Regions from separate parts of the Homo sapiens genome. Here region 1 is linked to region 2. Evidence: chromatin contacts called from ENCODE Hi-C data. All regions are on one chromosome and are shown on one strand. Each heading gives the region's core, a stretch centred on a gene start or an enhancer-like site at or near the end of the contact. The rest is flanking DNA. Distances are from core to core; before and after follow the strand shown.

Region 1 (2,775 bases), core at 101-2,600, 660 kb before region 2:
CGGCCAGCTGCGGAAGCCACACAAGTCAGAGGGCCCAGCAGGCCTTGGTGCTCTTTGAGCCGGCCCTGCACGTCCCATCACCCATCAGCTTTCCTGCCCTCCCCAGGGGACAGCCCCCTAAGTCCCAGTGTTTGCTTCGGCCAAGCCCTTGCGGACCCTGCTAATCAGGGTTAAATTCAGATAGAATCTTCAAAATGTTTAAGTGACAGGACATAGTCATAGCAGTGTAAAAAGAAAGCACAGTCAAACCCAACATTTGGGTGCATTACTGCCAAGTACACCAAACATAGGAAGGAGTTCACTATGTACCACATTCCTAGCTCACTGGTATTTTAAATCCTCTGAGGACCTGAACGTGGTCTGCAGGAGTGCTCTGTGCTCTGTGGGGAGAACAGCTGTTCTGGGTGACTATTAGGAGTACACTAGGGCTGTTCCCACTAAGAACATCAGACTCCAGTGAGGCCCGGCGCCCTGAATTACTGCCCTTCTGGACATGTTCAGGAGGAGTCTGGATTTGAATAAGGATGCCACCTACAGCCATCCCAGCTCACACCCATGGGCACTGATCTTTGAGCTCCAATGAGGGCTGAAAGAACAAACATGCACCCTGTTCCATTCTACCAAGCCTGACTGATGCACACCCAAGCAGGGGGCCAAACTCAGCTTCCTGGTTTGGGGGAAGGAGCAAGGCCCATTCACTGACGTGCATGAAAATACTGCCTTGACTGACACTCTCACTACCTAACGGAGATGTGGGGAGAAACTGGCAGTTTTCGCCAAGGAACTGGGGCAAGCATTCTTGGCCCTTCCCCACCCTGGTGGTATCTTACTTTGGGCCCTTCCCCACCCTGGTGTCCTGCGTTACGTGACCCGCATCAAGCCCAAACTCCTGGCAGCCCCGGGAGCTCTGGCTTGGGATTTTAAACAACACAAACAATGCCACCTCCCACCCAGGACCGCACGAGTTCATGGCTCCCTAAGATCACCAAAACACGTTCACATGATAAGGATTTTTTTTTTTCTTTTTTGAGACGGAGTCTCGCTATGTCGCCCAGGCTGGAATGCAATGGCGCAATCTTGGCTCACTGCAAGCTCCACCTCCCGGGTCCACACCATTCTCTTGCCTCAGCCTCCCGAGTAGCTGGGAGTACAGGCGCCCACCCCCACGTCCGGCTAATTTTTTGTATTTTTAGTAGAGACGGGGTTTCACCGTGTTAGCCAGGACGGTCTCGATCTCCTGACTTCGTGATCTGCCCGCCTCGGCCTCCTAAAGTGCTGGGATTACAGGCGTGAAGCACCGTGCCCGGCCAACATGATATGGATTTTAAAGAACACAAACACAACACGGTGAAACCCCGTGTCTACTAAAAATACAAAAATTAGCCGGGTGCGGTGGCGGGTGCCTATATAATCCCAGCGACTCAGGAGGCTGAGGCAGGAGAATCGCCTGAACCTGGGAGACGGAGGTTGCAGTGAGCCAAGATGGCATCACTGCACTCCAGCCTGGGCAACAGAGCAAGACTCCGTGTCAAAAAAAATAAAAATTAAAAACATTTTTAAAAAATTAAAAAAAGAACATAAACAATGCCAACTCCCACCCAAGACTGCACGAGCTCACAGCTCCCTAAGATCACTAGAGCACGTCCACGTTATGCTGAGTATTTCTTTACCAAACCGTTTAATTCACGTGAAAGAATGAACTTTGTAGTCAGATTGCTTTACAGCGATGAGGTTCAGATGACCTGCTTTAAAAGGTTCCGTCCTGGTCATCATTTTCACAAGACGATACTTCCTAGTTAATTAACTAATGCTTTGAGTACGCAGTTTTAAAACAGTATCTCTAAAATCACACACACACACACATTCACACATGCAAAAGGCAGAAGTGAAAGGCCCACCTCCGCGTCAGGAGGCTCTAAGGGCCGCAGTCCAGTGACGTCACTCAAATGAGTTACTCCTCGTATGTGCACAGGGTAAAGCTTCTGTCTGCAGACCACAGCCCGCCTACTCACCACCTGGGCACCAGTGCCAGTGTGGTCAGTTTTTGAGGATGTGCACCGCCCCTCCCTGAGTGCTGGAGTGTGGACGGCACCTGCCAAGGGCAGCCCGGAGGCTGGTGAGTGCCAGGTGGGCCGTGTGCGCCCAGCGAAGCCCACCAACTTCCTGAGCAGGTGCTGCTGCCACCCCACTGCAGTGAAGAGGGCACTGAAGTACGAGGAAGCGACACTGCCAATCCCAAGACGACAGACACTGAGGGAGCGGCCGCCCTGAGACTGGGACACATGGCAACTCTCCCACCCCCCACCCATCCAGTTCTCTCCCAAAAGATCTGCCAACCACAGCCGGGCCCTCATCTGTGGCCAAGAAGAGTATTTGAGGAGGTGGCCTCAGGGAGAAGAAAGGTGCTGTGGTCAGGGTGGCACCACACCTCCAATTCTCCACTTTACTCACAGGCTCCCCCACCTCTGGCTGGTCTGAATGCCCGGCATAGCAGGGCTCTGTGGGGAGTGAGGGGAGCGCTTCTCTGCCGGGAATGAACGAGGGAGTCCAGCATGTTATGTTCGACAGGTGCTGCACAGGGAAGAAAGGTCCTTCCTGTTGCTGGAAGAGCCTGGGCTCTGGCCCCCAAGGGCTGCTCCTGCTGAGGCCCCTTAGCACAGCCCAGCTGCAACTGAAGCGTTCCTTTGGCCCCGGCCTCTCCTGCAAGAAACGCTCAAGTGCACGCACGGACAACTCGGTCAGAGGCTTGTGGATGGCGTAGAGGGGCATGGACAG
Region 2 (2,870 bases), core at 88-2,587:
CCTGGGCTTAACCGATCTACCCGCCTCGGCCTCCCAAAGTGCTAGAATTACAGGCGTGAGCCACTGCGCCTGGCCTGTGTGGTTTGTTTGTTTGTTTGTTTGAAGAGACAGGGTTTCACCATGTTGGTCAGGCGGGTCTCAAACTCCTGACCTCAGGTGATGCACCCTTCTCCGCCTCCCAAAGTGCTGGGATTACAGACGTGAGCCACCGCGCCCAGCCATTTGTGGCTATTTTTGTTTTTTGTTTGTTTTGGAGACAGGGTCACGCTGTGTTGCCCAGGCTGAAGTGCAGTGGCACCATCACGGGTCACTACAGCCTCGGCCTCCTGGGATCAAGCGATCCTCCCGTCTCAGCTTCTCTTTCTAAAATTTTGTTTTGTAGACAGGGTCTCGCTGTATTGCCCAGGCCGGTCTCGAGCTCCTGGCCTCGATTGATACTCCCGCCTGGGCCTCCAAGAGATGGGGTCCGAGGCGAGCCCACGGCGACGTGCGCGGCTGCTCAGGTGAGAGGACGCCTTCGCGGTCACCACCCGCGGACCTGGGAGACGACCCCGCTCAGCGGCCTCGGCGGAGCCCAGCTGGAGCAGGCGTGCGCGGCTCCCAGCAGCTGCAGGAACAGGCGCCCTTTGGGCGGCGCCGCATGGCAGGGCCTCCCTTTCCAGACCGGGCGCGCATCCCCGGATCTCTTGGGCCGCGCCGGCCGCCGCCCCTCCAAGCCCTCCCCGGGGCTTCCGCAGGGAGCTCGGGATCCCCGAAGGTCCCTGCAGAGCTCCGCAGCTCGGGCCTTTTGGTTACCATAAGGCGGAGACGATGGAACGCGCGTTGTTTCAATGGACAAAAGGGCTTCTAGGCGCCCTTTGGGGTTCTGGCTGCTGCCTCTGTATTTGGAGGCTGTAAGGCGCATCTTTCTACTCACCGGCCGGCGCGGCACAGTTTCGGGCGCCGGAAGCGGGACGCACGGGCGCGAGGGGCGACCCCTATCTCCACAAAAGCCGCGGCGCGAAGTGGTCGCCGAGCAGCCTCGTTAGCGCAGTAGGCAGCGCGTCAGTCTCATAATCTGAAGGTCGTGAGTTCGAGCCTCACACGGGGCAGTCTAACGTTTTGCACTCGGCATCACCACTTTCTTTTCTCATGCCCGTCACGGGCGGCGCCCTCACGCTGGAGGGGAGGGCAGCAGTGCGGGGTCTCTGAGGTCGCCGCCCCGCGGGGAGGGGGTGGCGCGGCCGGGGCGGAGCTCTACGTAGGGGCGGGGCTAGGCTCTCCAGGGGGCGTGGCGAGCTCTGCGGCGGGGGCGTGGCTCGGCGCTGGCGGGGCGGGGCCGCGCTGGAGCGTGCGCACAGGCGGCAGCAGTGGCCGTCACTGGGCGGCATGGCGGTGTGTGCTCGCCTTTGCGGCGTGGGCCCGTCGCGCGGATGTCGGCGCCGCCAGCAGCGCCGGGGCCCGGCCGAGACGGCGGCGGCCGACAGCGAGCCGGACACAGACCCCGAGGAGGAGCGCATCGAGGCTAGCGCCGGGGTCGGGGGCGGCTTGTGCGCGGGCCCCTCGCCGCCGCCCCCGCGCTGCTCGCTGCTGGAGCTGCCGCCCGAGCTGCTGGTGGAGATCTTCGCGTCGCTGCCGGGCACGGACCTACCCAGCTTGGCCCAGGTCTGCACGAAGTTCCGGCGCATCCTCCACACCGACACCATCTGGAGGAGGCGTTGCCGTGAGGGTGAGCGCGCGGGGGTGGCGGGGCCGGGAGGGGCGGGGGGTCCCTGCCAGGTGGAGGCCTCGGAGCTGGGAGTGGCGGGGGCGGTGGCCCCGGCCGGGGGCCACCAGTTGGGCGCGGGGCCCGGCGATGTGGTGTTTTGGGTGTGGGTGGGGAGCGGCCGCGGTGACACCACGTTGAGGGGGCCAGGGAGGTATTTGAGGCGGTTAGGGAGGGTCCGAGGGGTCCAAGAGAGGCAGACGGGGTAGGGAGGGGTTGAGGGCGTCAGGGAGGCATCGAAGAGGCCCTGACGCGGGGCACGGGACACCACGGGGCCGAGGCCGTGCCGGGAGCTGGGGCTGGGATCCCTCGAGGTCTGCGCGGGGCCTAAGCTGACGCCTGGGGGCCGCCTCCTCTGCCCCTGTCTTGAAGGCGAGCCGAGGGTGCCCCGCTGGCCCTGACCAGAGACGAGGTGAACTTGAAGAAATGGGAGCAGGCCGGGCGCGGTTTCACGCCTGTAATCTCAGCACTTAGGGAGGCCGAGGCGGGCGGGTCACCTGAGGTCAGGAGTTCGAGACCAGCCTGGTGAAGATGGTAAAACCCCGTCTCTACTTACAAAAATACAAAAATTAGCCGGGCGTGGTAGCGGGCGCCTGTAATCCCAGCTACTCGGGAGGGTGAGGCAGAAGAATGGCTTGAACCCGGGAGGCGGAGGTTGCACTGAGCCAACATCTGGGCCATTGCACTCCACCCTAGGCGACAGAGTGCGACTTGGTCTCAAACAACAGCAACAAAAAAAATTACGGGAGTAGGGGAAGCCCAGTGTCGGGGGCTCCTGATGGTGGGGGCGTAGAGAGACGGATGGATCACAGCGGTGCGGGCTGGACTTTTGCCTTCAGCAATATTGGATGTAACAGATCACAGGAGGAGATGTTTATTTAATCTGGAGTTCAAGGCTCTCTCTGTTTAAAGGTTGACAGCTCTTTGATGTTCAAGCAGCTCATATTTAGGTAAAAAGGACAGGTTAGAAAACATCCAAGCGATGCAGAACAGCAAAAGGAACAAAGTAAATACCATCAGAGACCCCAGCAGTCAAAAATAAACCACTCTTAACATTTTAAAAAACCTCTGAGTCGTGTGTACCTTCTTCCCTAAAGGATATAATGCAATATATATTCTCTTAGAG

The links. A loop is a pair of places that touch in the nucleus more often than their neighbours do. Pooled maps may share reads with other maps.
Region 1: a pooled map shows a loop between it and region 2 (7-fold over the local background). The contact joins the enhancer-like site here to the promoter of FBXO31 in region 2. A Hi-C loop is called at or near these places in 3 of 37 single-sample maps with no recorded cell type and 5 of 50 pooled maps.

What each region holds. Positions count from the first base shown.
Region 1 is chr16:88,045,319-88,048,093 of GRCh38, reverse strand. All of the region lies in intron 11 of BANP (BTG3 associated nuclear protein), which reads right to left. Among named protein-coding and RNA genes, the nearest start is that of BANP, 95 kb to the right of the region's middle. RefSeq lists an enhancer at 2,700-2,775. Within about 2 kb of position 1,350, at least 3 of the 41 ENCODE cell types and tissues checked have a DNase peak (open chromatin) inside an H3K27ac peak, as active enhancers do.
Region 2 is chr16:87,382,243-87,385,112 of GRCh38, reverse strand. It overlaps FBXO31 (F-box protein 31), which reads left to right and starts at 1,337. Exons shown (of 9, transcript NM_024735.5): 1 at 1,337-1,708. The coding sequence starts at 1,369. TRM-CAT6-1 (tRNA-Met (anticodon CAT) 6-1) reads left to right here and starts at 1,019; the gene lies at 1,019-1,091. LOC124903747 (a long non-coding RNA gene) reads right to left here and starts at 1,180. Exons shown (of 2, transcript XR_007065168.1): 1 at 917-1,180. RefSeq lists enhancers at 229-880, 881-1,534 and silencers at 942-1,601, 1,742-1,981.